5 separate regions of the Homo sapiens genome follow, and all the other regions are linked to region 1. Evidence: chromatin loops called from intact Hi-C (ENCODE). Cell type or tissue: gastrocnemius medialis. All regions are shown on one strand. Links, peaks and the distances in the headings refer to the core of each region. The heading gives the core; the rest is flanking DNA. Region 1 holds the start of IDH3G (isocitrate dehydrogenase (NAD(+)) 3 non-catalytic subunit gamma). Region 2 holds the start of BCAP31 (B cell receptor associated protein 31). Region 3 holds the start of ARHGAP4 (Rho GTPase activating protein 4). Region 4 holds the start of HCFC1-AS1 (HCFC1 antisense RNA 1). Region 5 holds the start of SLC6A8 (solute carrier family 6 member 8).

Region 1 (5,994 bases), core at 494-5,493:
CGGCACTCATCAGTCCAAGCCAGGGGCTAGGAGAGGGTGCCCACAAGGACCAGAGCCCCGAGGATAGCTCAGCTGATCTGTGTGGCACCTGGATCTGCAAGCACAGGCACGGTCGGGACTTTTCTGTCTTCTCTCTAGCGCTTATCAACGGGTCGGGACTTTTCTGTCTTCTCTCTAGCGCTTATCAACATCTGAAATCATCTTATTTGGGGGCTCTTGTAAGCACGCAGAAAGCGGCTTCGATGGACCTTCCTCCAGGGAGCTTTCCCTGATGCCCTAAGGCTACTGAGCTGGGACCCTAAGGCCCTACTTACCCCCTTCCCTAGGTTATCACTGCATTGCTCCCTCCTCAACCCCTGAGCCCGAGAGGAGGGGCCAAGTCAGTGTGGTCCAATACTGTCACCCTAGGACCCAGCACAGTACCTGGCCCAGAGCTGGCACATAAGGAACATTTCCTGAGTGAACAAGCACATCAGAAAATGAAAAAAGATCTGGAGACTAGGGAGGCCTCGGTCCAAATCCACCATCCACTCTTCTTGAGATGGCTTCATGGCCTCATCTGAAATTCACAGAACGGAGGTACCTACTTTCCGTGACTGTTGGAAAGATTAGGGGACAGGAGGTGTGTGAGCTGCTCACAGTAGCTAGTGCCACACAGCACGCCTGCCCCTTCACCCCACTGGCCCCTCAGGTCAGAGTTCAAGGCTGGTGTCCCTGGGAGGTCACGGGTGGACCCCTGCAGCTCCCAGCAGTAGTTCCTCCTGGGCTTCAGCTGTGGCAGCAAGCCAATCTCCTGAGAGCATGGACCTCCCTCACAGATGGCAACATCACCACCAGGGCTGAGCTGAACCTCTCTGCCACCCGGTCCCTGTGCCAGGTGTTCCTTTGGGCTTTGGCAAAAGACCCAGAGAGCGCTCCAGATGGACTTCCCTGACCTTACTGTACAGATGCAGGCACCTTCCTTCAGGAGGTCGCAAAGGCTCTGCCTTGTGCCCTGACTTCCCTGTGAAGCCACCAATCAAAGGAGCCAAGTGTGAGGCAGGATGCAATATGTACACGCCTCCCGCTCTCCCATCACCCTTTCATGGTTCCATGGAAAGAAAGAACATCCACACCCCACATCTTATGCCTGCTGAGGCTTCTGTCTTTGGCATATTTCTGTTGGACCATGTGTCAATGGTGGCTGCATGTTTTCCTATGGCGTCCAAATCAGTGGGATTCAAGACCTGGGGTTCCTCTGTAAGGGTTCTCACACCCAGGACGGTCAGTCTCAGGGCAAGGCACTGCCCAGCTACCCACCGTTCACTGTCCCCTACTCCCACCCCAACGCACACACAGGCACACACACAGGGGAGGTCAGGGAGGAGGCACACATGTCTTCACCAAGAGCCTACAGGAGCCCAGTTGCTGGAGCCATCAGAGCCTCTGGAAAGCCACTATATACTGCCGTCCTTTCAGCAGCAAGGTGGGAGAAGTCAGCATCGTCAAGAGAATTTCATTAGGCACAAGCAGTCTCCCCCAGAGGTCAGAAGGAGAAAACATGGCAAGTAGAGATGTCCCTGGGGAGTGGCCGCAAAGTCACGGAGTTCTGGAAGGTCAGAGTTGACAGGATCCTTTGAGAACATGAAGTCTCCTCCCCTCTGGGTTCCAAAGGGGAAACTAGAACCCAGAGAGAGGAGGAAATGGCCTAAGGCCACGCAGTGGCTCAGTGTGGGAGCATGGCCTAGAGGTCAAACCTCTTACCCATCAGGGCCAGGTGCTGGCTGGCAGCTGCTTCAGATGGTTTCCAGCCCACCTAGGACCTAAATTAACCTCTTCTTAAATAAGTGTAAGGAAAGAAGACTCGGACCTGAATACGCAAGACCGCACACGGAGAAGAGCAGAAGCAAAACCCCCGCAGCCTCAGAAACCCTAGCTCCTTCCCATTCCAGGCGCCTCGAGGGGAAGGCATCTGGGGCTCTAAGACTGGGGGACTATGGGGGATGACTGGCAAAGTCCGGTTCTTTGCCACCGGGATAGGTGGCAAAGCGGTCCACGAGAGAGGAAACCGTGGAGAAATTTGAGTCCCGGAACCGGATTCCCGAAGCGGTTTGAGAAAGGCGGGCCGGGATACGTGAGTGACTGCCTCAGAAGGGCTCCTTCAAGGACACTAAGGAGGTGACAGCCGCCGTGGCCCACTCTCCCGGCCCGTCCGGAGGGCCCCCCGCCACCCGATGCAGACCCCCTGGGGGAGCCGGTCCAGGGCCAACTTCGGCCAATCCCCTCAGTGACAGCGGAGGCGGCCAATCAACCCCGGCGCGAAGCCCTTTCCCCGCCCCTGGTGGGGCCCCTAGCCAATCGGACTCCAGACTGCTTCGGGTGCGGCTACCCCACCGCTCCCCTGCGACCGCTGCCGCGGTCCCGTGGCTCTTTCCCTGCTCACCTCCCAGGGACGGCAGAGAAGGGCTGGCCCGAGCACCGCCTTCGCGGCGCTGCCGGCGACGGTCGCTACCTTCAGCGCCATGACGGAAAGTGAGAGCCTCCGCACGTCCCGACACGCAGATACCGCTCTCGCGAGAGTTCGACGGGGTGCGAAGTTTCGGGGACAGGCGCGGACCCGGTACTGCGCACGCGCGCGGTCGCACCGATTCACGCCCCCTTCCGGCGCCTAGAGCACCGCTGCCGCCATGTTGAGGGGGGGACCGCGACCAGCTGGGCCCCTGGCTCAGGGAGGGGCCACGTCAGTGCTGCCAGAGACGTCACAATGCCGGCCCAGCCGTTCGGTGCGCGATTGGCTGCCGCTGCCACTTACGCGTCGCTCTTCCTCGTTTGCCCCTCGTGTTCATGGGAGCTCGTTTTCTTTTCCTCTAGGCAGAGAAGAGGCGATGGCGGCGATGGCATCTCTCGGCGCCCTGGCGCTGCTCCTGCTGTCCAGCCTCTCCCGCTGCTCAGGTAGCGGCCCAGCCGGGGCTTCTTTCTTGCGAGCCTCTGACCCACGGCAGGTGGTGTTGGGGGCAGGAGGGATGCGGGGGTCCGGCCTTTCAGGGTCCGTCGCTGCGGGCCGGGCCTTCCCCCGAGAGGCAGGCGGCCTTGGGACGGGGGGACCAAAGCACCTCGCGCACGTTTACCGGCAGCCAGGCTTTTCCTTGTCTGCCCATACGAAGAGGAGTCCCCGAGCCTCCATGGTGCGCCCGGCCCCCAAGCTGCAGCACGGAACGTGACACATGTCCCGGCTCCCGCTCCCTGCGGGGTCGGACCGGAGCGAAGCTCTGTAGCGCTGAGCGATCGCGGCCAAAAACGGGGCTGGAGGAGCCACATAAGCTAGGAAGGGACCTCAGTGAGGAGAGGGAGCAAGAGCGGGGCGAGTTAGATGGGGAGCCAAAGGTGCGCAGGGCCTTGAGTGCCAGGCCGAAGACTGGCTTTTCCGGAGGGCCCTGCCTTACCCTTACCAGAGTTTTCGGCAGAGCCGACCAGGGGTCCCGTCGATTTGCATTCGTGAGGGGCTGAGGTCTGAACTCCAGAGTGTGTTTAGGAGGTGGCTGCAGCAGCCAGCCCCGGGCCCGGGGGCCAGGACTGGACAGGGGCGGCTTTCTCCACATTCCCTTTTCTGCCGTCCTTCAGGCCAGTAGCCTTGCTGCCTGCAACGTTTTGGCAGCCTAACTGGCCTCCCTTTCCGCACACTCCTCATCTGCCCCTCAGGAATTCCCTGAACTATAGTCAGGGACGTATCCAGAGGACAAGCCTGGCCATAAAACCCTTCGGGGGCTCCCCTGCGCCACAGGAAGCAGGCCCAACTTAGGCAGGACACAGAAGGGCTGGCGGGATCTAGCCCCTGAGAACTGCCTCCACGCTGTTCCTAGGGATCTGCCTCCTGTGGTCCAGACCCAGAGCCTTCTCTGACGTCCTCTGCTGAAGCCATCGTTCTGCCAGGGCACCACATTTGGACAGCGGGTGGCTGAGAACATTCCCACTTTGGGGAGCCTTTGTTTCACACCCTCTGATGTAGGCGGCAGCCTTCCTTTCCTTTGGGCCTCTGGTTATGGAGAAGGCTAAGGCAAGGTCCTTTCTCTCACAGCTAACAAGTTGTGCTTCTGGAACCAGAGTCTCTCCCGTTTACTTCTTCAGGAAACGCTGGGGCCAGTCTTCACCTTCTGTCAACTGGCCGGGGGCAGAGACCCTTTCTCTCATCTTGAAAGCCCCAGTGCATTGCCTGCCTGCAGCCCCCACCCCCGATGTCTCTGCTGAGGATGCCTTCAGTAACTCGTCCAGGCCGTTTGTGGCTCTGAATTGAGGCTGGCGTGGCCCCCGGGCCTCCGTGTCATAGGTCCAAGTGTTGGCATGTATTGTCCAGTGAATCCAGCCCCCACCTGTCCCCAGTTCGCTCTTCCTGCACACCTCCAGAAAGCCGGCCTTGCCCCTCCCCAGCCTTCCTTCACAGCCATCCCGCCTACGTTGCCATTGCATTTGTGACCGAGCACTTGGATCTGTCTCGCATATCCCACCTGGAAGGGGCAGGAAGAGCGCATGGGTCCCCAGCTGATCCGTGCTATGAGGCAGGGCCGGGCCATCCTGCCCTCAGACCGGGATACTCGAGCTGGCCTTACCCAGGCATCTCTCCCTCTTCCCCGCAGCCGAGGCCTGCCTGGAGCCCCAGATCACCCCTTCCTACTACACCACTTCTGACGCTGTCATTTCCACTGAGACCGTCTTCATTGTGGAGATCTCCCTGACATGCAAGAACAGGGTCCAGGTGAGACAGTGGGGTTTCAGACAGGAGGGCGGGTGGGGGGTGCTCCTCACTGCTAGTTGATGGGGGACCTGTGTCGATAGAGGGAGAATCAAGATTCCAACTCTTGGGGTGCCGGAGAGATCAGGGCACGGTGATGCCAGATCCTAGCCAGTGTTGACAGGTCACCTTCCTCACCTGCTTTGTGTGCTGTGCCTACACGAGGTAACCCTGGGCTCACCACCCGCTGTTTCCTGAATGAGTATCTGGACCGGGAGAAAGGGCCAGGAGTCAGCCCACCCCGGTTGCCATTGGCCAGTTTGTCTGTGTGGGTGTTTTGTTTTTGTTTTTGTTTTTTGTTTGTTTTTTTGAGATAGGGTCTCACTCTGTTGCCTCAGCTGGAGTGCATTGGCACGATCTTGGCTCACTGCAGCCTCCACCTCCCGGGTTCAAGCGATTCTCCTCTCAGTCTCCTAAGTAGCTGGGATGACAGGTGCTCGCCACCATGCCCAGCTAAGTTCCCATAAGTCCAAAGAAGGAAATGGGGCCTTTTTTGGGTATGGCCCTCTTAGGGTAAAGCACCCCTTGGGCAGCCCACTGGGCACCCCTGACCCCAGCACCTCCCTTGTAGACTCAGGAAATCACTCAGCCCTTTTGATCATCCCGCCCCTGCTCACAGTCAACAGGGTTCCTATGCGTCCAGTTAGGCCCGGCCATGGGGATCTGGCCTTGTGCCCCCGTAGGGAAGACCAATGCAGAGGGCCAGTCACGGGATTGGTGAGTGTTACTTGGTACCTCCTGCCAGGGACACTGCAGCCCCCAACTGGGCCTAGCCTGCCCACCTGCAGGCCGTGTGAGCAGCGCACAGGGCTCCTCTGCCCACACCCAGAGGGGGCAGAAGGTGACCCTGCCTTTGTTCCCTCACCCAGAACATGGCTCTCTATGCTGACGTCGGTGGAAAACAATTCCCTGTCACTCGAGGCCAGGATGTGGGGCGTTATCAGGTGAGGGGCCAATGGTTCCCTTGCTAGGGGGCTCCCTGCTCCCGGGTGTGACCTGAAGCCCCAGGGGTGGCCGGTCAACCAGGGCCAGGGGCCGTGGGCTCTGGCTGCCGGAGTGCTGCAGTGTCGGCACTGGTGGTCAGGGTGGCCCCTCCGTGTCCACTCTGCCCACACTCTGCTCAACACCCAACCCAGGTGTCCTGGAGCCTGGACCACAAGAGCGCCCACGCAGGCACCTATGAGGTTAGATTCTTCGACGAGGAGTCCTACAGCCTCCTCAGGAAGGTG
Region 2 (5,994 bases), core at 407-5,406, 70 kb before region 1:
CTGGGTGACAGAGCAAGACTCTGTCTCAAAATAAAAACAAAAACAAACAAAAAAACCACAACAACAAAAAGAAAACATACTGGTAGTCTCTGAAAAGGGAAACTTACTTTTCATTGTACTCCCCTTTGTAATATTCAAATGTTTGCCCCATACACGTTATTTCTTTAAACTGTCTTTCCACATGATAAACCTTGGTTTGTCTATATCCCCCGACCCTGTTATGATGAGATGGACCCCAGACCTCACATCATTTCCATCCACAAATGCTTTGGGATGCAGCTCTAAGAAGAGACTTCAGAAGTGTTTACATATTGTTCAAATCAACAAGAAGCCCTCATCATCAGGGCTAGAGTTGAATATGCCAATCACTGAAGGCAATGATATTTGTTTGAATCCGGACCCAACAAGGTACCGATTTGGCATTCGGTAGATAAACGTCTTAAATCCAGCTTATTCTGGAAGCTCCCCCTTCCCTCTCCCTCTTTCATTTGCTTTTCCAGTTTCCTTTGTGTAGAAATCAGATTGTCTGTCCTCTAAAGCTTCCCAGATTAAAGCTCCCCGGGGCCCTCTATCTCTGCACGTCTTGTCAACTGTACGAAGGTGTGGTTTTCTACAAGAATCCTCCTCAGACAGCACTGCATACTTTCTATGGTATCACATCAAAGATAATTTTTCACGAAAAAACGGCTTTTAAAAATACCTGTGGAGATTTGGCCTTATTTGTAATATCGTAATTTAAATAGGGATGTGTTCAGGTATTATACATAATTAAAATTAATCTCCAATTCACTTTTAACAGGTCCTCTGTTCATTAAAAGGGAATATGGCTTCATCCTCCACAGGCTGAGTAATGTTCATGCAGCCACTGCGCAATACCAGTGAGACTAGTTAGGAGGACAAGAGTCACCAAATCAGCAACAACGTGACCCAGTGGTGCAAGTCTTCCGAATCCCACGCTACCATCCCAGCACCCCGTGGACCAAGAGTGGGTGGGAGGGCATCATTTCCAGAACTGTAACATAGATCTTCCTGCCTCTCGGGGGCATTCTGAAGACCAGAAGGCAGGGGACACAGGAAAAGGAACTGAGCAAGTCATGACGAAGCAGAACCCTGGGAAGGGTTGGCAATAACAAACACAACCCCTGCCACCCCCACCCCAGACAGGTTCTACCTGTTCCATCGGGTCCCAATTCCAGGGTCCACCAGCTGCACACACCAGTCCCAGGGCTAGGGCACAGGCACCCTCCTGCCTAACTCGCCTGCTTGCTCCATAGGCCATACCTTTTAGGAGAAATGAAGGGAATGCAGAGAAGCAACACAACAAAGACCTCCGCATAGAGGAAGGTGGCAACTGCAGTCCACTGCAGACTCATCCTGTTGCTAGAAGGTTTCCCACAGGAAGATGTGAGCTTGTTTCCTGGCAGGGCACAAAAGGTACGGGACTTGTAAGCGCTGGGCAGCCAAGAACATCCAGTTCAGTTACCCTGCGAGGCTGGGGCCGCCACTCTCCACCCTGACCCCCTGCACTTTGCTTCAAAGTCTCTGATGCGCTGGCGGAAGCAGGGCTCCACTCGGCAGGGCCTCTTGGCCAGCAGCGTTCACAGGCCCCACAAACTTCCGTTCGCTGGTCAATTACCTGCCCCCTCCAGCACGTGTGTCAACACGTCCAGAGCGGCCTCTCCCGACGATCCCTGCCCCAGGAAGCCCGAGATTTCCGACGCCCGTTTAACTGAAAGGCGTTCTTCGGGAAGAGCAGTGCCAGGGCACCAAGAGGAGGACGCCTCGGCACCCATCGGGCGCTCCCTTCCCCGCCAGGCAGAACTCAGCCGCAGAGGCGGGCGCTCTGCGGGCCCAAATCCCCGCTACCAGGCAGGCCCAAGGCCGCACCTAGTCCAAGCGCTGCCGACGCCCCCGCCTCCCACCGTCCCCACGGCGCCCGCGGAGAGAAACCGGCACCTCCCTCGAGGATCCAGCGGCCTTCCGCCCGGGGCCGCTTCGCCTCCGGTGGGCTGGAGGCCCGCAAGAGCGACTCCTAGAGGGCAGGATTCGGGACCAAGCGCAAAGGCAGGTCTCGACCAAGCACCTCAAGGCCCCATACGGAGAAAGTTCTAGACGCAGTATCCTCAGAAGCCAGGGGTCCTTACAGTAGCCCTCGCGGGCCCCAGCGCCCACCCAGAGCGAGGGGCCTCCGACTTGGCCCCGGCCTGGCACACCGTCCCGGAGGCCCATCCCGGCCGCTCCTCCAGGTGGGGCTTCACCGCCCCCCGCCCCGCCCCCGAGACCAGCTTCTAGAGGCGCCGCCCGGTTTCCCCTCGCCCCTGCCTCTCACACGCAGGTAGGCTGCGGGCCCCGAGATTCCCCGGCCCCCGGGCCTCCCCGCGCCGCTCGCCTCTCTCCCTCGTCGATGGGCCGGGGAGCCTCCGCGGTCCCGGAGCCCAGCCCGGCGCGCGGAGCCCGCTCACCGAGTTTCCCACAGTCAACGTGCAGGCCCCGCCGCAGCAACAGAACTCTCCCACAGCAGCCCCGGCCCCGCCCCTCATACCGCGGCCGGAAACCGGAAGCGCCCGCCGGGCACCGCCCACCAGCCCTCGCGAGGCCCCGGAGGCTCCGCCCACCTCCGCTTCCCACCCCGCCCCGGAGCGGAGGGCCGGCGCTCCGAGCGGGAGAGGAAGAGGCGCCTCGGGCTCCGGGCGAGCAGGGCGGGGTGGAGCGAGCACGCGGGCGGGGCGGGGCGGGGCTTTGTCGGGCCGGCGAGGGCCGCTTCTCTAGTCCGCGCGGCCGTCCCACGTCTCTGTGGTGCGGGAGGGGCCCCGCCGAGGGGCGAGAACGGGAGGTGGGGGTGTGGGCGGGCCCCGCCGAGGGGCGAGAACAGGGTGGGGCTCCCGCGCCCGGACTCCGCCCCTCGCCCCTCCTCCGCCTCCTCCCCTTCCCCCGACTCGCCCCTGGGGAAGAGTGGGTGGGGATTCTGGGCCGGTGGAGGAGTCACTGTCGCTTCAGCCAGGCTGCGGAGCGGACGGACGCGCCTGGTGCCCCGGGGAGGGGCGCCACCGGGGGAGGAGGAGGAGGAGAAGGTGGAGAGGAAGAGACGCCCCCTCTGCCCGAGACCTCTCAAGGCCCTGACCTCAGGGGCCAGGGCACTGACAGGACAGGAGAGCCAAGTTCCTCCACTTGGGCTGCCCGAAGAGGCCGCGACCCTGGAGGGCCCTGAGCCCACCGCACCAGGGGCCCCAGCACCACCCCGGGGGCCTAAAGCGACAGTCTCAGGGGCCATCGCAAGGTTTCCAGTTGCCTAGACAACAGGCCCAGGGTCAGAGCAACAATCCTTCCAGCCACCTGCCTCAACTGCTGCCCCAGGCACCAGCCCCAGTCCCTACGCGGCAGCCAGCCCAGGTGACATGCCGGTGCTCTCCAGGCCCCGGCCCTGGCGGGGGAACACGCTGAAGCGCACGGCCGTGCTCCTGGCCCTCGCGGCCTATGGAGCCCACAAAGTCTACCCCTTGGTGCGCCAGTGCCTGGCCCCGGCCAGGGGTCTTCAGGCGCCCGCCGGGGAGCCCACGCAGGAGGCCTCCGGGGTCGCGGCGGCCAAAGCTGGCATGAACCGGGTATTCCTGCAGCGGCTCCTGTGGCTCCTGCGGCTGCTGTTCCCCCGGGTCCTGTGCCGGGAGACGGGGCTGCTGGCCCTGCACTCGGCCGCCTTGGTGAGCCGCACCTTCCTGTCGGTGTATGTGGCCCGCCTGGACGGAAGGCTGGCCCGCTGCATCGTCCGCAAGGACCCGCGGGCTTTTGGCTGGCAGCTGCTGCAGTGGCTCCTCATCGCCCTCCCTGCTACCTTCGTCAACAGTGCCATCCGTTACCTGGAGGGCCAACTGGCCCTGTCGTTCCGCAGCCGTCTGGTGGCCCACGCCTACCGCCTCTACTTCTCCCAGCAGACCTACTACCGGGTCAGCAACATGGACGGGCGGCTTCGCAACCCTGACCAGTCTCTGACGGAGGACGTGGTGGCCTTTGCGGCCTCTGTGGCCCACCTCTACTCCAACCTGACCAAGCCACTCCTGGACGTGGCTGTGACTTCCTACACCCTGCTTCGGGCGGCCCGCTCCCGTGGAGCCGGCACAGCCTGGCCCTCGGCCATCGCCGGCCTCGTGGTGTTCCTCACGGCCAACGTGCTGCGGGCCTTCTCGCCCAAGTTCGGGGAGCTGGTGGCAGAGGAGGCGCGGCGGAAGGGGGAGCTGCGCTACATGCACTCGCGTGTGGTGGCCAACTCGGAGGAGATCGCCTTCTATGGGGGCCATGAGGTGGGGCAGGTTGGGGTGCCGGGCACGGAGGGAAGCGTGTGGCAGGGAGGCCCGGGGGCAGGCAGCCGTGAGCGGTGGGGACAGTCTGGGGCGGGCCGGGGCTGATGCCAAAGGTGTGGGCAGGCCATGGGAGAGCCGGGCTGGGGTGGGCAGGGCCTTTGGGCAGCCGTGGACTCAGGCGCGGCAGTGGAGAGGCAGGAAGGCTGGGTGGGGACTGTCCTGTGCTGGTTGCCTGCACGCTCGAGGCCACTTCTGCTTCCTCTCCTCCTCAAGGAGGTTGTCCTGGCCTTAGAGCTGCGATCCTAGCGGTTTGAGCCTCGAGAGCTCCTGCCCGCCCCACTCCTGCAGCCAGCCAGGAGGAGACGCCTGCCATTCATGAGCGGGGACCGAGGGACGCAGCCTGCTGCCTAGCCCCTCCTGGGCCCTTGGGCCCTTTGAAGGCCGGCGTCCAGCAGAGCTGGCTGGCCAGGCAGGCCGGCATTATGGGCATGACTCAGCCCAAGCGGAGGTTAATGAGCAGCGCCCAGCACAGCAGTGGGACTTGGGGTCAAGGCCACCCCCGCCTGAGCCCACAGGCCTGCCTGGCTACCAACTGGCTCAGCTGCCTTCCCGGGCCCCCAGACCAGAGATGCCGGGCCCAGGCCGCCACTGCGGCGGGACACACTTCCTGCTCCTGGCGTGGCTGTCCTTCCAACCCTGTCTGTCTCCTGGCTCCCTGGTGGGCCGGGGCCGGCGGGCCAGACAGGCGCTGGGAAAGGTTACTCCAGGTCAATGCTCCCTTTATCTCGCCTCAGCCCCTCCCCTTCCTCGTGCCTGGGGTTGCAGCTGCCTTGGGCCCTGCTCTCTGCGACTCAGTTTCGGTTCCCCAGTGCTTCTTGGGAGGAGGGGCACAATGGCATCCATCCCCCGAAGGCCTGTGTGTGCTCCCTGGGTCAGGTGGCCTCTTGCCCTGGGACCTTGTCTCACTGGCTGTGCACCAGCAGAGAAGCAGGCTTGTCCCCGAATTCCACGGAGAGGGGCATCCCGGGTGTGGGCCAGACTGCAGATTCAGAGAAAAGGCCCCTGGACTTCAGCCACCACCCTGGCTTCCCTCTCCTCTTCTCCCGCATGCTGGGCTGCAGGGCCTTGGCAAGCAGCTGCAGCCTTGGGCGAGGCGCTTGGCACATTCCCCGCAGCTACATTGTCAGCCTTGGCTGGCACCCCTGCCAGCTCCCAGCACGAGTCTGGATTGCCAGGGTGCTTGCTTCAGGAATGGGAGATCGGGCTTGCAGGGAGCTCAGCTGTGCAGGCCGACCTGGGTGGCGGGGGCAGAAGAGAGATCACTGGTTCTTTGAAGGCCTTCGTCCGGGCTAGCTTCAGGAAGTAGAGAGATTACTGGTTCTTTGAAGGGCTAGCTTCAGGAAGTAGCACGTTGGCCAAGAGGGTTTGTTGGCCAGGGCAGGAGGGCCCGGTGTGCATTCACGGCCTGTCTGCATAGGCCTCGGCTGGAAAGCTGTGTGGGGTGAGAGGACCCTCGGGTAGCATGTGGCCCATGGCAGTCCCACTGGCTGATGTCCCCGTGGACACTGGCCTAGGCTCAGATCAGGGCAGAAGCAGCTGACTGGCTGGAGGGCACATAGCAGAGTATTCTGTCCTTTCTGGGATTGCCGCGAGGAGGCTTATTGAAACGCACATGCACACGATCTCTTGTTTGAGAACA
Region 3 (5,994 bases), core at 508-5,507, 130 kb after region 1:
AGGAGGACTGGAGCATACTTTGGTATAAATTGCTTGCACTGAATAATGATGTTAGAACCTACATCTCTGGGTTCAAAGGCACTTCAAGGGTCATTGCATTCTACGTCCTAGAAGTTGCAGTGCTGTATGACCACGGGCAAGTCACTGCACCTCTCTGAGCTTGTTTCCGTAATTGGTAAAATGGAGTGATTGAGAGTGATATGGACGAGCTGCTGGCACTGAGCTGCTGCCTCTTTCCTTTGCAAGAGTTACCATGCCCTGAATAAGATGGGCACAAGCTATTGGCTAAGAATTTGCAAAGCTGATTTGCATGTGATTTGCACATGGGTGTTTATCAGAACCCAGAGGTTCAATTTCAGAAGGCTGAGAAGCCAGCCCTGTTAAATCTCTCAACCAAGACTCACTGCGCCAGCTTGACCCAGAGACAGTGGCCCTCGCCTCTGCTCCCCCTCAGTGCTAAAGGGAGGCAAAAGGTGCTGAAGCTCCAGGGACTGCAGTGGGGTTACGGCCAGGTGATCTCCACCAATCCACTCACCCGGACTCCCTTACTCACCCCCCAGCCCAATCAAGCTGGTTGACTTCACTGTAGCTAAAATACTGCCTTCTGAGGGGCACGTTGGTGCATCTGGCTCTCTTTTACCAGCGGCCACCAGTGTCTCCACTGAACCTTGGGTGAGAAGCGGTAGACCCAAGGAGGACAGAGACCAAAGGAAGGAAGACAGGAAAGAAGGAAGGGAAAATGGCAGGCGGTTGAGGCCAAATGGGCGTCGGGAGGCAGGCAAGGGGCTCAGGCTCCCTCCTCCACCCCCGCTCCAGAGGTCGCTGGGGAGAGCATCGGGCCCTGGGCCAGCGCGGGGACGCTTGGAGCTCCCTCACGACCTTGGGTTCTCCGCAGGAAACGGGCCGGGAGCGCCCGGCGCCCTCTCACCTTTGACTTGCGTCTCATACTCAGCCTGCAGCCCCCGCTCCCGCCGCAGCTTCCCGTGAGCGGCCATGGCGGCCTCGCGGCCGCGCCGTCGAACCCCACTGCTCCCACGCGGCCGTGAGCGGGCCCGGCGCCGGGACTTGGGGGCGCTGCGGCCAGCACCCTGCGCGGGCTCCGCCCAGCCCCGCCCCCAGCGCGGCTCCCGGTGGGGCGGGGCGGCCCAGGGCTGGCACTGCCCGCGAGGGGCTCCTGGGGGGGCAGGGCGCCCCTTCCAGCCCCACTGTGCCCCGGCCTTGCCGTCCCCTCCCATTGGGCCTGCACCTAGGCTGCCTTGTGCCCAAAGCCCCGCTGCCAAGCAGCCGGAGCAGGTGTGAGAGCCCCAACGTAAGCTGGCATCCCAGGCTGCCATCCCACCACCTCCAGAAGGCTGTCCCTGGTCACCACTGCCAGACTGTACCATTCACAGCGGGGCCGCTGGCCCACTGTACCAGTGGCCATGAACACCATTGCTGCCCCAGGCTCTGGACTCCCCCTGGGTTGCCTCCTTCCCCCAGACATCCGATGGGGTCCTCCCTTCCCAAGTCAGCCCCCAGAGAGGCCCAGGGAGCCCCAGGGAGCCTTGAGAGCTGGGGTGGGAAGTTCAGAGGGGAGGGGGAAGGAAGGTCAGCACCAGAGAGCAGAACCTCAGCAGCTGGCTGCCGTTCCCTCCAGGCCCCCTTGGTAGGGGAGGAGAGTTCAGCTCCGGTTCCCCTTCTGCTCAGCCCCACAATTTCCCCATAGGCGGTTACCACTTCCTGCTGCCGGAAGAGACTGCTCTGCCTCCCTTCCCCTGCAGCTGCACCTGCCCGTCATAGGCCTGAGGGGGGCAGCCCCCTCGGAGTGAGGTCTTAGCTACCCTGGGGGCAAGTCTTGGGGCCCCCCTCATCCAGGGGTGGTGGGGCTTTCCTCCACCCTCTACCACAGGGCAGCAGCTTTTCTCCGGGAAATCGGGAAGGCGGGAGGCGGGAGGCGGTTGACAAGCCAAGCAGACAACTGGCTTCAATTTGGTGGGAGGGAAATCCCTGGGGTATAGATGTGGGGAGAGAGGCAAGGCACTTGGGCACCAGGCGTGTGTTCCGAAGGCGGGCGTGGGGGCACTAGTGCAGGGGTACTAGGCGTGTGTGTGCACGGATGTCAGAGTCAGGCTCTGTGCAAATGCGGGCACACATGACCTTGACCTGCAGATCTGGGGAGGGGAGGCTGTGCGGGTACTTCCTGCCTTTCAACTGTGAGCAATTAATTCTCTTGCCCAGAAGGAAAAAAACACTCCCTCAGCTCCCCGCCCCCTTCTCCCAGTACCAAGGCCCTTCTCGAACACGTCGTCGTGTGTGTCTGCAGGACCTGGGGCTTCAAGGCCTGGGAGCTAGCCAGACCCAGGACCTGGACTTCCAGCAGCTGGTCTCGGAAGTACCGATGTTCGAGTCCTCCAGCGAGACTAGAGAGCCTGCGCCCCTGCCCACAGCGCGTACAGCCGCACCCACACTCCAACCTGCTCCTGGTCGGGAGACTCACACGTCCCACCGCTGCCTCAGGCCAAGGGGAACCAGGGAGCCCCGCCTCTCACTAGCTGGCCCCAACACATCTTGCCCCTCCATCCGAGCCCTGACTGGTCCCCAAAGGTCCCTCCACCCAGCAGAGCCAGCCACAGGGCTCAGGCAGGCAGGAAAGGCCTCAGCCGGTGCCTTCAAACGCTCTCTTCACTCCTTTTTTCACTCCAGAGCTATTCCTAGGATGCCCCATTCAGCCCGTACTTTAGGGCCTGAGTGTTGGGCCCTGGCTTTTAGGGCACTTGTTTGGCATTTAAGGCCCTGAACGCAACTGCCCCCTGCTGCTCCGTCTATCCTTCGCTCCATTGTTCCCCTTCAAAGCATCCAAAAGCCAGGCAGCCCGCAGAAGGCGCGGACCTGCCCGCATGGGGACGGAGGCTCAGCGGCCGACAGGCATCGGGCCCGCCGGGGACGGACGGCAGAGGGCGGGCCGGGTCCCATGGGCCTGGCCGGGGCGGAAGGAGGGCGCCGCGGGCGCCGTGGGAGCCTGGGACACCTCCCTTCCACCGGTGCCGGGGCGCGGCCGACGCAGTGCGCAAGCCCGCCCTTCCCCCGCACCCTGCGCGCGAGCCCAGTGCCGCCGGACCAATCAGAGCCTGGGAACGAACCTCGCCGCGGGCTTGCGAACCGGAAGACACTGCCGCCAGGCGCGGGGCGGGACAGGACTCCGCCTCCGGCCCATACAAAGGGAAGCCCACGTCTTAAGCCAATCAACACAGCCTCGCCCGAGCCGGGAAGCGGAGAGCTGTGGGCGTGCGCAGACGCGCCTTTCCGGCCCCGGCCCCGCCCTGCCGCGCTCTGGGCTCCGCTTCCACAGCTGCCGGCTGCCTGCTGGTCACGTGCGAGGCGCCAGCCAAAGAGAACCGAGCTCCAGGCCTGTGTGGCGAGTTTTCAACCCGGCGGAGGAGCAGTGTGCCACCTGCAGTAGCAGGACACAGAGAGGGCTCAGGAATACAGGGCCCGCCCAGGGACTAGGGACAGTAAATGATGGCTTTGCAGCCGGAGGGGAGGGAAGGGAAAGGAGGAAAGACACAGAAACGAGCGTTACGGTTAGGGTGACTCCATGAAAAACAGGATTTTGATATATATGTGTATATGTATATATATATGTATATATATATTTTTTTTTTTTGAGACGGGTCTCTGTCCCTGGAGTGTGGTGGCATGATCAGGGCCCACAGCAACCTCCACCTCCCGGGCTCAAGCGATCCTCCTGCTTCAGCCTCCCGAGTAGCTGGGATTACAGGCATGCACCACCACACCCGGGTAAGTTTTCTATTTTTAGTAAAGATGGGGTTTCGCCATGCTGCCCAGGCTGGTCTCCAACTCCTGAGCTCAAGTGATCCCGCCCACCTTGGCCTCCCAAAGTGCTGTGATTACAGGCATGAGCCACCGCACCCAACAGCCGCCCAGTTTTGTATTTTGCATGAAATTGTTAATGAGGGAATACATGGCTTTATGCATTTGTGTAACCCCATAGAAACTGTACAACACAGACAGGAAACCTACTGTAAACCATGGGCTGTAGTTTACAATAACTTATCAGTATTGGCGCATCAACAATAACAAATACACCAACTAATACAAAATGTCAATGGGGAAACGCGGGGAATTGTACTAAAAATAAATTATTTTCAAATGCAAACTCAGGTTAGGGAGTAGACTCAAGAGGTATCATGGACTCACTGACCATTAGGGTGGCAGGGGAGGGAGGACTCAAGGACTGTTGATGGGGCATCTGGCTGGGTCATTACTCAGACAGGACATTTGTAGATAAGCCCAATGAGCAGTTGGATGTCCACATCTGGAGCCCACGGGTATGCTGGGGAGCTGCTGTAGCCCGAAGCAGGTGTGATTAGGGAGAGAAAGTCTGAAGGTGAAGGTGGGAAGAGAACTGAAGGCCACCAAGAGTGGGAGCCCTGCTGTTGAGCTTTGAGCCTGAGCAGCCCCGGCTTGTGCCACAAAACACATTCAGCGTGGCCAAGCAGACCTCCAAGGCAGGGTCTCTCCCATAAGTCCAGGGCCTCCTTCCCCGGGGCCACAGCTGCTGAAGGTCATGAGACTAGGGAGTCCCACCTCCAAAGCTCTTTCCTTGTACTCGGGCCTGGCAGGATGCTCTGGGTCAAAAGGCCAAGGCTCACATCCCCACCAGAGGACCTGGAGAAACACACCCTCTAAATGTGCGCGCGCTCACACACAAAGTTCCCCAGTGCCACGGAGCGAATTTATTGTGAAAGCTCGTGGGGTGAGGAGGGGATGGGGCAGGCTCTAGGAGGCTGAGTCGGAGGCCTCTGAGCTGTCCTTGACATCTGTGCTCTCTGTGGTCTCGCTGACCTCGCTGAGGTCCTTGCTGTCCCCACCACTATCCTCGGCAGCCAGGCCCTTCTCCTCGCGACAGGCCTCTCCTGAGCTCGGAGGTGAATTGCCTTTGCTCTCCACCTTGTTCTCGATGGCACCCAGCACCACGTGCCTGCCCTTCTCTTTCAGCTCCAGGTGCCGCCTCAGCTGCCACCAGGAACCCAGGGAGAAGCGGGGGCAAAGAGACAGGGCCTAAGTTTCCAGACAAAGGGAGCCTGGCCCTGTCGCTGGCTGAGGAGAGGGGCATAGTGAGGCAGCAGGGCTAGGCAGGACACGCGGGACTGAGTGGGGACACCTGGCTGGAGCCCCAGTCCACCGCTACCTGGGCTTACCGACTACCATGGAGGCCCCCACGACAGAGCGCTGCCCCTTGACCAGCCCTGCCACCCGATGAGCCTTGGGCAGAACCCTGACTCAGAACTACCTTTGAGCAGGCAGGCCACCCACTGGTCCCTAGACCTCCCCACTTCCCTTCTAAAAGCCTCCTCCCTCTGCCTCTCCCATCACCCTCCAGGCTGCTAGGCAGATGGCCTCCTCTAAAGCCCAGCCTAGGAAACTGAGGTCGTGACTCCTGGCAACGTAGCCACAAGAGCTGGCATCCAAAGTCGGTCTCGCCTGCAGCCACTGTCTTGGGGCTCCTGAGTGCCGCCCCCGCTCGCCTTGCTTGGCTTCATGCAGGCGCTTACCTCGTCGGCCATCTGAGTGAGGTCCCGCTTCATGGCATAGGCGTCCTCCCCATCTGCATAGTATTTGGGCTCCACTTCACTGATCCTGGGGGCAGAGGGTTAGAGAGCAAGGAGGAAGACCTGTATCCCGGGGACACCCTCCTCCACTCCTGGTATCGTGGCTACTGGAGCAAGGTGCCATGTTTTCTCCCTGAAGGCTCCATCCTGAGACAACAAGTCCAGTGTGACCTGCCCTCTGTTCTCTCCAGCAAAGGCTCCAGGACACAGCGGCCCGCCCCACCCGTCCTGCCCCCGTTCTGTGTCCTTAGCCTGGATACTAAGGATCCATTTCTGCGGTTTCTTGTGAGCTGAAGCCCTGAATTCAGCCTTCCCCTTCCCTCCCTGCCCTGCGCCCTGTCCCTTACTGAGCTGCCTCACAACAGCCATCAGAACCCAGGAA
Region 4 (5,000 bases), core at 1-5,000, 170 kb after region 1:
TCTGAGGTGGGCCAAGTTCAGAGCAGCCTTGGCAGACTCTCAAGCGTCCCTTCCACCTCCCGCTTGCCTCAACCCTGAAGCCACTACCGTCAGGTCACATGGGGCCAAGGAGGCAGAGTGAGAACCTGGGGCTGCTTTACCTGGAGTTCGTAGAGGTCATTGCTGTATTTCCCATACTCCACCATCCCACCAAACACCAGGAGGCGAGTCCCGTCACACACGAAGCCATAGGCTGCACACCCAGGGGGAATGTCCCCCCTCACGGCTGGGATGAACCACTGGTTGGTTGCTGGGGAACAGAAGGAGGCAGAAGTCAGAACACCCGGGAGCCCCCATTCCTCTCATTCCCCAAATGTGCCAGCCGTCAAGCTTGGTGAGAGGGGCTGAGCCAGCACCATCCCTGCGGGCGCTCTAGCAACTCCAGCTGCGCTACCTGGGCCATCTTCCAAACCCCTCGACTTCAGGCCAGTGCAAAAGAGCCTGTGACCACCCTGCTTCTCGCCAAGGTCATCTTAATGAGCGGGAAGTTACTGTGCAAGATCCCTCATCAGCTACTGGGAATCTAGCCACTGCCTTCCTTCCCTAGCACTCAGTGATCAGACATGAATTTCTCCCCAAAATACCCTCTTGGTGGGCCTGTGCTCCTCCTCCCTGGAGCCCACATTTTTGTCCCTTCATCACAGGGTCAGGACAGCCAGAGCCCAGAGCAGCACTTTCAAGTGGCCAAAACAGTGACCGCTGCAGGCTACGAAGAGCCATGGGGATGAGACCCGGCCTCTGCTCTGACCTCCCGGACTTCCTCTGGTCTCCTAGGTGATGGTCCACCAGCATCCCTCCCTGCCCCTGCTGCCACACCTATGGTACTCCAGAACATTCTTGCAAGCCAGAGGCAGCAGTCTCAGCAGAGCTGTGACAGAAGCTTCTCAAAAGCTCATGAGGGTGAGGCGACCACCAAGAAAGAGGGAAATCAGACCTTAGGCACTGCTTTGCTTCCACAGGATGGCACAGCAGCCTTCAGCTGGGACCAGGCCCCTCCCTCATGTCCTCAAACTTGACTCCCCTCACACCTGGCAGGCCAGGGCTTCCCCGAAAACCTCCTCCTATGAGGGGTCCCTCAGAGGATTCACCACACTCTTTCCAGAAACCCCAAACTGGGGGCCAGGTGCAACCCCGACTCTGTGCCTCTGAGCTGGCCTGGGTGAGATCTCAGCAAGCAGACGGCAGAAGGAACTGAGGCCCCTCCACATGACTCAAGACGCAAGATGGGTCCCCCAGGACGTGACAGGGCATGGGGGGATTCCTGTGGGGTGGGAAGGCTTCCACACAGGGATGCTGTGATATTGTGATATAATACAGACTATTCAGTTTGGTGGCCAAAAGTGTTGTGAGACCATAGAAGAGGAAAAACAGTGTTTTTTTTCCATATTCAGGTGTGCACCCAGGGCCAGGCGGCTGACCATGGTTGGGAATGCATGCCCCACTGCACTCTGGTCCCACCCAGTCTCACACTGTCACCCCCAGGGCTCAATGCGGAACCGTGTGCAAGGCTAGCCCTTATCCAAAGCACAACTCCCAGCCTGGGTAGCACAGGGAGACCCCGTCTCTACAAATAATTTTAAAACACTGGCTCAGTGTGGTGGCATACACTTGTGGTCCTAGCTACTCAGGAGGCTGAGGCGGGAGGACTGCCTGACCCTCAGAGTTTGAGGCTGCAGTGAGCTGAGACCGCACCACTGCATCCCGGCCTGGGCAACAGAGCAAGACCTAACCTCAAAACAAACAAACAAACAAAAAAAACAGAAAACCCCACACAGCACAACTGTACCACCACCGCTCCTCCTGAGGCGAGAGCACCCCCACCCCGCTCTCCAGCACCCACTCTGCGGGTAGGCTTCGAGCAGGCTGACAGCCTCTGCAGCCATTCAGCTGAGTCACTGGGCCTCGGACATGCCGAGCACTAGAGCTCCCCTGCCATTTCCCTAAAGCAGAGGGACAACACCTGTGCCGCCCGCATGTGCAAGCTCGGATCCTGGCCCTCTGCCTCTTTCTCATTCCCAGTGCAAAAACCACCCCAGAAAAGCAAGAGCTGCCAAGGCCAACAGCCTTGCGCACTGGAGAGCCGTCCTGACCAATCCCTGGAGGGAGCTCCATGCAAGCTACCAGGGTAAACGCATAACGAGACCTAAGGCTGCCTGGGCCAACTGCTCTCGGTAGGTAAAGGGGCAGAGCCCAGGAGGGCAAGCGACACCTGAGGTCACAGCGTAAAACAGAGACAGAGACAACAGCCCCATCACTGACTTGAAGCAACCGATCTGTGCCTTCCCTAGGGTCCCATGTCCAGGCAGCCACCCTCACTCCCCTGAGCACCCTCGTGGTCAAAGCCCACAGCTATGGGGCTGCGGGTCAGAGTTTGGGACAAAGCTAAATGGCACGTGGGGTCAGTGGGCAGCTTTCCTATCACACGCTGATCAGTGAGCCGGTGGGCCAGGCCAGAAGCGCCCTGTGATATCTTTGGGGATCCCGCTCACCAGATCCTTCTACAGGACCCAAGAGGTGCTGATCTCATTCTAGAACACTCCAGGCAGGGCAGGGGCCCTCCCCACCCCCGTCAAGAGAGGTCTGTCAGGGAGCACAGCTCCTGGTGTGACGACAAACCTGCGGCTCCTCATCTCACCCACGAGTCCTGGTTCCGCCCCCTGAAAGCACACGAGCAAGCTCTCCTCCCTTCTCCCAGCTTTTCAATGTGACAGCTGCTCTCAGTCACCCCTGAATCATCTGGGGGGTGTCATGTAACCCAATCCTTGGGCCCCTCATCCTGGAAATGCTGGCTCTCAGCTGGGAGGGGAAGGTGGGGAAAGGACCCTGCACTAGATGAAGACCACTCCAGCTCCCCTCTCCTGAGCAAGGCTGTGCCCCGGCCTCTCTGTGTTTCATCAGCTCCCCCAACCACTTCATGCTCTGCAAGCTCCATCCCTGGTTGCCACTGTCCCATCACCACCTAGAGACTGGTGCCCATGCAGTGAGGTGGCCGGTCAAGTTCAACGAGCTGCCTTCCTCTCTGTTCTACCTGTCACATTAGAGCATTTCCTGTGTGGCATACGACGTGCTGGGAGGCACAGAGGACACCGATCTTGTGCTCATACTCCCAATGGGGTAGGAAGGCTGCATGCCCCCCTCCCACGATGAGACAAACACCCTAGAAGAGCTCTGACCAAGCCGGGCCCTTGGGAGCACAGAGCAGTGCGACTGCTGGAGAGGGGAGGACAGGAGTGGAAAGGGCTTCTCAGAAGAGGTGACGTTTCAGCCGGGCCTTGAAGGGTGAACAGGATTTCCCGACAAATGAAACTAGCAGGGCCAATCAGGAAGTGACTGCAAGAGTCTAGTAAGAGGAGAGGAGGGCTTGGTGTGGAAGGGGACACATTTGATGCCTGCCCAACGCAATGAACAATTAGATACAGGGACAGAGGAGAGAATGGAGGCATTTCAAAGGTGATGGGCCCCAAAGACAGGTGGCAGAACGGCCTCTATGAAGGTTTGCACTCCCGCCCAACTCCGCCACCAGCTGGGAGGGCGACCCTGGACCTGTCACTTCCCCTCTTGGACCCCAATTTCCTCATCTGCAGAAACAAGGAAGTAGTTCCACTAGGTATTTTCCAAGGCTCCCTCCAGCTCCAAGAACCTATGGACATTACAGAGCCACCGTAGCCAAAGCTCTCGCTCCCCCACCCCCCACACCTGGCAGCACTCTGAATCCTTTGGCTTGCCACATGGAACTAAAATTCCCTAAGGACAAGCACAGTAGCTACCCTAAGAGCTCTCAAAGCACACACCCCCTGAAGCTTTCTTATCCTAGCAACGGGAACCCCTTCCAGATCAGCTCTCTCCAAAGGTACAAGGCTTTTTGAGGACTGATCCCGCAGAACTGCAAGGGGCACAGGCGTGAGAATATGCCCTGATCTCATCCCAAACACAACAAAAGAAGACAAGACAAAGGTGACGAGGCCGGGCTGGCGGGAGGGGGCAGAAACCCCGGTGAGGAAGAGGGCTTCAGGTCTGCCAGCTGCTCTCTCGTCTGAGGAATTGCCGATGACAGTTTCCAAACTGCTACCCTGGAGGATCCCAGAGCTTCATTTTAAGCAGCCCTTTGGAAGGCAGGCTACCCCTCTAATGCACAACCTGTCTTTGCAGACTGGTAATGAATTCATGCCAAAGTGGTCAATTCATTTTAATAAACTAATGAATATGCAGAGGCCCCAGGAAGCCAAGGCAGCAGTGGTGGTGGACTCTGGAGCCGACTGTAATTAGGCCCCTGCCCTACTTTCTAAAATTGCATTTCCCTGCCAGGGAGCCTGCTCCAGGCCTTATGAGAAGAAAGTCGGTCCACAGAGTGGAGAAGGTGCTGCTCATGGTGACGGTGCCTCTATAAACAGCCCCACCACTGGAGAAGCCTTAGCTTACTGAGCTAATTCCTGCTACTGCAGCTGCCTGGGCTGGCGCGGGGCACCACCAACCACCAAGCGCCCCCGCCCGGGGGCTGCTGAGAAAGGCCCTGCTCCCTGGAGGCAACAGGTGCTGAGAGACCTGGAACGAAAAACGGTCACAGACAACCCACCAGCCTTTCAAAGTCAACGTGGTAGGTGGCGATAATCTCCGAGATGTGGAGAAACCAGCACTTTCTGCCTTGGGGGGTGGGGAAGGAAGCGGCACCCAAGAGCCCAGCTCCAGCCTTCCCAACTCCCTAAACCAACTTTCTCCCTCCAGGCAGCTCCAGCTTCCCACCCCCAGAGCATCGAGGCACTGGAGCTCAGCCAAAGAACAGCAGCCTCTCACCGCTCAGGACACAAAGCCCACTCAGCGAGGGTTTGTCTGCAGGGCCACCACCGAGGCCAGGGGATCGCTAGAGCCCCCAGGAGAGAACGGCCGCGGAGCAAGGGGTTAGTGCTGGGAGCCGTGCCTGCCACTCAGGACTAGGGCATCCCAAGGCCCTCCCCCAGCCGCCT
Region 5 (5,926 bases), core at 927-5,926, 110 kb before region 1:
CTAGGTTTTTTTTTTGAGACAGAGTCTCACTCTGTTGCCCAGGCTGGAGTGCAGTGGCACAATCTTGGCTCACTGCAACCTCCACCTCCCGGGTTCAAGCGATTTCCGGCTAACTTTTGTATTTTTAGTAGAGACAGGGGTTTCACCATGTTGGCCAGGCTGCTCTTGAACTCCTGACCTCAAGTGACCCACCCGCCTGGGCCTCCCAAAGTGCTAGGATTACAGGTGTGAGCCACCGCACCCAGCCCGAAAGCTAGGATTTTTTAAAGATAGTTTGGCGGACAGGGGGCTAGGGAATGGGTGCTGCTGACTGGTTGGGTGGGGGATGATTCTTGTGTGCTGAGCTGAGTCTGCTTTTAGGTAGGGCCACAGGACCTTGAGTCATAGGTCTATGTGGTCCGGGTGGAGCCATCTGGTAGTGAGAAATGCAAAAACCTGCAAAGACGTCTCAAAAAGCCAACCTTAGGTTCTACAATAGTGACATTATCTACAGGAGTAATTGGAGAAGTTACAAATCTCTTGAGCTCTGAACAATGGCTGGTCATCATGAATGCTTCCATGTTAGCAGAATTCAGGCCCCTCTCATCCTCCTCACCTGATGGCCTTTCATTACTTTTACAAAGGCGGTTTCATCTTGGGAAGGTCTGTTATCATTTAAACTATAAACGAAATTTCTCCCAAAGTTAGCTTGGCCCATGCCCAGGAAAGACCAAAAACAGTTTGGAGGGTAAATGCAGACAGGGTTGGTTAGATCAGCTCTCTCACTGGCAGAATTTTGTTACTGTTACAGTTTTTGCAAGGCAGCTTTAGGGTGATGGGTCTGCACGGAATATATGCATGTAACAGAACCGCGCTTGTACCCTCTCAATCTATAAAACAAATAAAACCAGCCTAATAAAAGTTTACATAAAATGTAAAAAACAAAGCAAAGCCTCCTTTCTGCGGGTCTGTGTAAACGAGCACAGCTGGTGGGAAGGGCGCGGGTGGGGGGTTCTGCTGCCCCCCATCCCTGCCCTGCTGCAGGCCCTCGCCCCCAGCCCCATTCTTTCTGTTCTCCGCTTGGCTGCAGCCGCACGTCGGCCCCCTCCCCAGGAGCTGGAAGTACAAAGCCCTTCCAGGTGGACTCTGGCTCCCCCTTTGTTCCCAGCTTATTCTAATTCCAAAGCTCATTGTGCCCGGCTCGCCTTCAGAAGAGGAGGCGCCCCCATCCTGTCTCCAGCTGCCCATCCTCCCAGGATAACCAGTCACCCCAGGGCCCGGTGGCCCCTCACCCAGCCCCTCCCCGGTCCGCAGCTGCCCTAGGCTTGAGTGGGCGCTGGCTCCAATTCTCAGGCCTCCCCCAACAAACAGGAGCATTCCGGCTAGCCCCCCTCCCCTGCCCTCCCCCCAGCTCCCCTTCTCCTCCCCTCTCCCTCCTCCTCAGCTCCTACTCCAACCCCCCAGCCCCAGCTGGGGCCTGAAAGGCTGCCCACTCCCTGGGACACGGTAAGGGGAGGGTGCAGCTCTCCCCCCGCCCCTCCCCGGTCGCCTCTGCCCCAGAGAACAGTTTGCTTCTCACCCAGAAGCCACCATAGGAGCTCTGGGCTGGGCACAGGTCGCAGGGCACCCCCACCCCCTCCTGCACATGCTCGGAACCCCCCTTCAGTGAGTAGAACACAAGGGCCTGGCAAGACAGGCGGAGGCTTGGAAAGGGCTGGCGGGGGACAGCTACCCGGCCCTCAGCTGGGGGCCTGGAGAGCCCACCCTGCCCCTCCCCAGCAGCTGCTGCCCCCGGGCCGAGCCTGACGCGCCTTGACAAAGCCCGAGAACGCTTTGAAGCCTTCGGACGTGGGAGAGGACCCAGCCAGGGATGGAAATCGCTTTGCCTTTGTTCCCCCAACTGCTCAGCAGCTCGTGGGAGCAGCCTCAGAAGACCCTGTCACTGGCCGCCCGGGTCAGAGCCTGTGACAGAGACCAGAGCTCCGGCCGGAGCTCCCCGCCGGGAACTCCAGCCTTACCAGCCTGAACTTCATGCACTGCTCAAAGAGGCCCAGCTCGCCCTGGCTGGGCAGGGGCGGCTCCCAGGGTGGCCGACGTGGGGAGGGTTCCTGAACCTCCCTCAGGAGCCTCCTGGGACAGAGTCCTGGAGGTCAGCAGAGAAAGGGAAGCCCAGGCTGTGGGCCCCGCGTGGAGGGAAAACTCAGGGGGAACGCCCCGAGGCTGGGAGGGCACAGCCCCATCACACTCCATCTCGTAGTCTTGGAGAAAAATTTAGTTCTACCTCCAGGGCACAGAAAAGCCCAAAGAAGGGATGAGATAAAGGAGGGGCTGGTCAGATTTGTGCTTCAGGAGGGTCCCTCTGGCTGCTCAGAGAATGCAGTTTGGGGTCTGGCCCAGGCCGTGAGGAGGAGTTCACAGTCACTATGGGGTCCAGACCAGCTGGGGGCGGGAGGCAGGGCCTGGCCCAGGGGCTGGTAGTGGGTGCACCCCAGGCTGGGCTGGCAAAGGGCGGGGAAGAAGGTGGGTGTGGGAAGGGGTGGCTGCCTGGAGAAGAGCCCAGTTCCAGGAGGTCGTGGGAGTCAGGTATGGGGGCCCACTGGACCTCCCCTCAGATGTGGGGGCTCCCACTCCGAGGGTCCATGGAGCAGTGGCAGCCATTCTGGACAGCCCCCCACCCTTCACTTCTGTCTCCAGTACCCTCCAGCCTGGCCACCTCGCCCTCTGCCTCGGCCTCCTCTGATCTCACAAAGGCAGCAGCAGTCAGGGGTGGCGACTCCCTCATGATCCTGTCCCTGGCCTCGGAACCCACCGGAGGAGTAACCGCAGCAGTGGTCACTTCCCCAAAGTGCCATCAGCTCTCCTACATCCTTCTCGAGCCTCTGCTTTCTCTCCCTTCCACCCCCACCCCTTTGACAAGCAACATCTGAAAGTCTCCCCTGCCCGCGGCTCCCAGAGCTGTCTGGCCGTGGCCTGCACTCTCCCTCAAAGCGGCCCTCCCCCAGGTCACCGTCCTCCCTTCGATGACATCACGCGCCCACCCCGCACTCCTGCTGGGCTGAGGCCCTCCGAGCCTACTTCACCGGGTCCTCTTCTTTCTCTCAAAGGCAATGGGGTTTGCCTGTGGTCCAGCTGGGTTGGCCCTCTTCCCTCTGTCCTGGGTCCTTGAGTGGCCCCGCTTCTTTAGGCCATCTATGAGTCACTTCTCTAATGCCCCTGTCTCCAGACCAGCTTCAGTCAAAGGCTGGGCCAGAGAAGACCCTAGTGAGAAACTTCTGATGAGCAGTGTGACCTTGCCACCTCAGGGGTACCCACCCACCACCCCTGGTCTAAGCACAGGTGACACCGCCTGTCTCCCCCAACCACACACACCCCTTGAGGCTCCTCCTCCAAGCCTGGGTGGGGACACTGTCCCTCCCTCACCCAGCAAGCTCAATCTGGCTTGGGCCGGAACTGCTTTTCTTCCTAAAGCTGGACGGATGGCCGCGGGCTTAGCTTAACGGGATGAGCCATCTGGGGACTGCAGTGTCCACGATCAGATCAGGGAGCTTGAAGCTGAGGGGGGCACACTTTACCTCCCAGGCCAGGACAATGACCACTTCCTTCCCCACCCCACCCCCAGGCTACTCTTAGCCCTAGAAAATTCTAAACAAGCTGCTCAGCTGGCGGCGGAGAGGCAGCCCAACAAGCTGGCTCTTGCTAGGGAGGCCTGGGGGGTCCTGGGGAGAGGAACACGGGGTGGGTGGGGGGCGGGCAGCCAGGACCTCAGGCCTGAGGCCTTTGGGGAAGGGTCTGTGCACCTGCCAGGCACCAGGGGGCAGCCTTGCCTTGTTCCCGCTCCAGTCCCCTCAAGTCCGAAGCCCCTACCCACTCTCACGCCAGGCAGGGGTGGGGGCCGCCGGGGTCATTTACCCGGGCCCCTTCTCTGCCTTGATGACAAAGTCGAGGCTTGCTCATCAGCCAGGCAGGCTCCCCTCTGCCCACTGTGGAGACACAGAGGCCTGTCACCTGAAGAGCTGGTCCCGGCCTCCAGCTTCCAGGGTAGCCGGGAAGCTGTAGCCCCCAGTGGGCAGCGGTGGAGAGAGCTCAAGGAAGGAGGGAGCACCGGGAGGAGACGGCTGCAGCCTGCCAGGAGCGGGGAGAAAGGGAGAGAAGGGGAGGCGGAGGGCTGAGGGGGCCCGGGGGACGTCTTCCCAGGGCTGGGAGGGGCCGGCCGGGAAGCCTGGGCTGCACTAGGAGCCGGCGACCCTGGGGCGAGGGGCGGCCCGGAGCCCTGCGGGAGGAGCTGGCGGCCGCCCCAGGTAGCAACCATCCTGCCTCCCGCTGGAGCGGCGTCTCCTCCCCGGGAGGAGGGCAGGGAGGAGGTGGGCGGAGTGTGACGAGGAGGGCGGGAGGGAGGGATGCGGGAGGGGGAGGGGGAGGGGGGCCGGCCGGCCGTGGGGGTGGGGCGATAGTGACATCACCCCGGAGTCGGTTTTTAAGCGGCGGCCGGCCGGGGACGGGGAAGAGAGGGATAGTCGGAGCGAGGTGGCGAGTCGCTGAGCCCGCCGCGGCCCCGAGAGCGGCTGCAGCCGCCGCCGCCGGGAAGGAGAGGGCGAGGCGCGCCCGAGCCGCCGCCGCCGCCGCCACCGCCGCCGCCGCCACCACCGCCACCGGAGTCGCGGGCCAGCCGGGCAGCCTCCGCGGGCCCCGGCCGGGGCGGGGGGCGCGGGCCACAGGCCCCTGCTCCGGCCGCCGCTTGCAGACCGCGGGCGCCGATGTCGCCCGCGCCCCGCTAGGCTGAGCCTCGGGTCGGGCGAGGAGCCGCCGCAGCCGCCGCCGCCCGAGCCGCGGGCAGGAGCCTCGGGAGCCGCCGCCGCCGCCGCCGCCGCCCGGCCGGGCCCCGCCGCCGCCCGCGCGCCCCCGGGCCCCCGACACACATGAGATTCTTCAGGCTCACTTTCAAGTGCTTCGTGGACTGCTTCTGACTGCGCCGCCCGCGCCCCGCACCCCGCCGCCCGCCCGCCGCCCCGTCCCCCGGCCCGGCCGCCCCCCGGCCCCCGGCCGGCCCGCGCCCTCGGGGCCCTCCCCGGTGCCGCCGGTGCCCCCCGCCTGACCGCCGCCCCCCGTGAGGCGCCGCGACCCCGGCCCGGCCGTGCGGCCCGCCGAGGCCATGGCGAAGAAGAGCGCCGAGAACGGCATCTATAGCGTGTCCGGCGACGAGAAGAAGGGCCCCCTCATCGCGCCCGGGCCCGACGGGGCCCCGGCCAAGGGCGACGGCCCCGTGGGCCTGGGGACACCCGGCGGCCGCCTGGCCGTGCCGCCGCGCGAGACCTGGACGCGCCAGATGGACTTCATCATGTCGTGCGTGGGCTTCGCCGTGGGCTTGGGCAACGTGTGGCGCTTCCCCTACCTGTGCTACAAGAACGGCGGAGGTGAGTTCCCCCGCCCGCCGCGGCCTCCTCCCCCAGCAGGCCGCCGGCCCCCGCCCGACCCCCGGAGCCGCCGCGGAGGGGTGAAGTCCGGGCAACGGGTGGCCCCCGGGCACGCGGGGGTCGGGGCCGCCCCTCGTCCGCCGCTGCCGCTCGGTGGCCGGGCCGGGCGCCTCCACCCCCCTCGCAGTCATGTGCCTGGCATGGTGGGGGGAGGGGGCCGGCGATGCCCGCGAGGCTGCCCCCCAGACTCCCGGGCTGGGAGGAGCGATTGGCCGCCGAGGTGGGAAAGCAGGCCTGCGCCTTGGGGTCTCCGCGAGGTAAGGAGCCCTGGCTGCCCCCACGGGTCGGGCACACAAGCGGCACATTGTGTGGGCCCCCCACGTGTGCACACACACGAACACACACACACACAATGGGCCACTCTGTCCCTCCCCCTGCCCTCCCCTCCCCTCGCGGCCCTCCCGCCCCTCCCCTCTGGCCCGGGCCTGGAACACTGGGTGCCCGAGCCAGGCTTGGGAAGCCTGCGGCCTGGCCCG

Evidence for each region. Hi-C counts contacts between places; a loop is a spot of excess contacts. Peaks named below come from ENCODE experiments on the same cell type or tissue, not always from the same donor. Only the 100,000 strongest peaks of a DNase experiment are listed, where the experiment ranks them.
Region 2: it touches region 1 in a loop (14-fold over the local background); 16 of 110 quality-filtered maps call a loop at or near these places.
Region 3: it touches region 1 in a loop (9-fold over the local background); 33 of 110 quality-filtered maps call a loop at or near these places.
Region 4: it touches region 1 in a loop (2.8-fold over the local background); 8 of 110 quality-filtered maps call a loop at or near these places.
Region 5: it touches region 1 in a loop (2.8-fold over the local background); 2 of 110 quality-filtered maps call a loop at or near these places.

What each region holds. Positions count from the first base shown.
Region 1 is chrX:153,791,824-153,797,817 of GRCh38, forward strand. IDH3G (isocitrate dehydrogenase (NAD(+)) 3 non-catalytic subunit gamma) reads right to left here and starts at 2,552. Exons shown (of 13, transcript NM_004135.4): 1 at 2,423-2,552. The coding sequence starts at 2,503. It overlaps SSR4 (signal sequence receptor subunit 4), which reads left to right and starts at 2,845. Exons shown (of 6, transcript NM_006280.3): 1 at 2,845-2,931; 2 at 4,611-4,729; 3 at 5,635-5,709; 4 at 5,902-5,991. The coding sequence starts at 2,865. RefSeq lists enhancers at 1,915-2,642, 2,542-2,801 and a silencer at 2,102-2,251. In gastrocnemius medialis, for the core only: no CTCF peak of the experiment used is centred there; DNase peaks (open chromatin) are centred at 2,308 and 2,668; H3K4me3 peaks cover 2,648 bases; H3K27ac peaks cover 3,055 bases.
Region 2 is chrX:153,721,872-153,727,865 of GRCh38, forward strand. BCAP31 (B cell receptor associated protein 31) reads right to left here and starts at 2,516. Exons shown (of 8, transcript NM_001256447.2): 1 at 2,463-2,516; 2 at 1,282-1,417. The coding sequence starts at 1,373. It overlaps ABCD1 (ATP binding cassette subfamily D member 1), which reads left to right and starts at 2,985. Exons shown (of 10, transcript NM_000033.4): 1 at 2,985-4,295. The coding sequence starts at 3,396. RefSeq lists silencers at 1,795-1,974, 2,185-3,144 and enhancers at 3,605-4,426, 4,703-4,992, 5,263-5,422, 5,443-5,612. In gastrocnemius medialis, for the core only: no CTCF peak of the experiment used is centred there; DNase peaks (open chromatin) are centred at 2,570, 2,900 and 5,162; H3K4me3 peaks cover 3,794 bases; H3K27ac peaks cover 4,512 bases.
Region 3 is chrX:153,925,208-153,931,201 of GRCh38, forward strand. It overlaps ARHGAP4 (Rho GTPase activating protein 4), which reads right to left and starts at 1,057. Exons shown (of 22, transcript NM_001666.5): 1 at 929-1,057. The coding sequence starts at 995. It overlaps NAA10 (N-alpha-acetyltransferase 10, NatA catalytic subunit), which reads right to left. Exons shown (of 8, transcript NM_003491.4): 7 at 5,556-5,640; 8 at 4,018-5,016. The coding sequence ends at 4,780. RefSeq lists silencers at 812-1,401, 2,812-3,371. In gastrocnemius medialis, for the core only: a CTCF peak has its summit at 2,803 (motif pointing left); DNase peaks (open chromatin) are centred at 1,684, 2,134, 3,234 and 3,844; H3K4me3 peaks cover 1,765 bases; H3K27ac peaks cover 3,337 bases.
Region 4 is chrX:153,964,438-153,969,437 of GRCh38, forward strand. HCFC1 (host cell factor C1) reads right to left here. Exons shown (of 26, transcript NM_005334.3): 2 at 141-289. HCFC1-AS1 (HCFC1 antisense RNA 1) reads left to right here and starts at 4,328. Exons shown (of 3, transcript NR_046608.3): 1 at 4,328-4,633; 2 at 4,762-4,934. RefSeq lists enhancers at 1,243-1,901, 1,902-2,561 and a silencer at 4,787-4,965. In gastrocnemius medialis, for the core only: no CTCF peak of the experiment used is centred there; DNase peaks (open chromatin) are centred at 2,044 and 4,456; H3K4me3 peaks cover 1,789 bases; H3K27ac peaks cover 4,600 bases.
Region 5 is chrX:153,683,447-153,689,372 of GRCh38, forward strand. It overlaps SLC6A8 (solute carrier family 6 member 8), which reads left to right and starts at 4,480. Exons shown (of 13, transcript NM_005629.4): 1 at 4,480-5,390. The coding sequence starts at 5,129. It also overlaps a transcript of PNCK not described here. In gastrocnemius medialis, for the core only: a CTCF peak has its summit at 3,795 (motif pointing right); DNase peaks (open chromatin) are centred at 2,455, 3,835, 4,435, 5,925 and 1 weaker place; H3K4me3 peaks cover 1,067 bases; H3K27ac peaks cover 1,316 bases.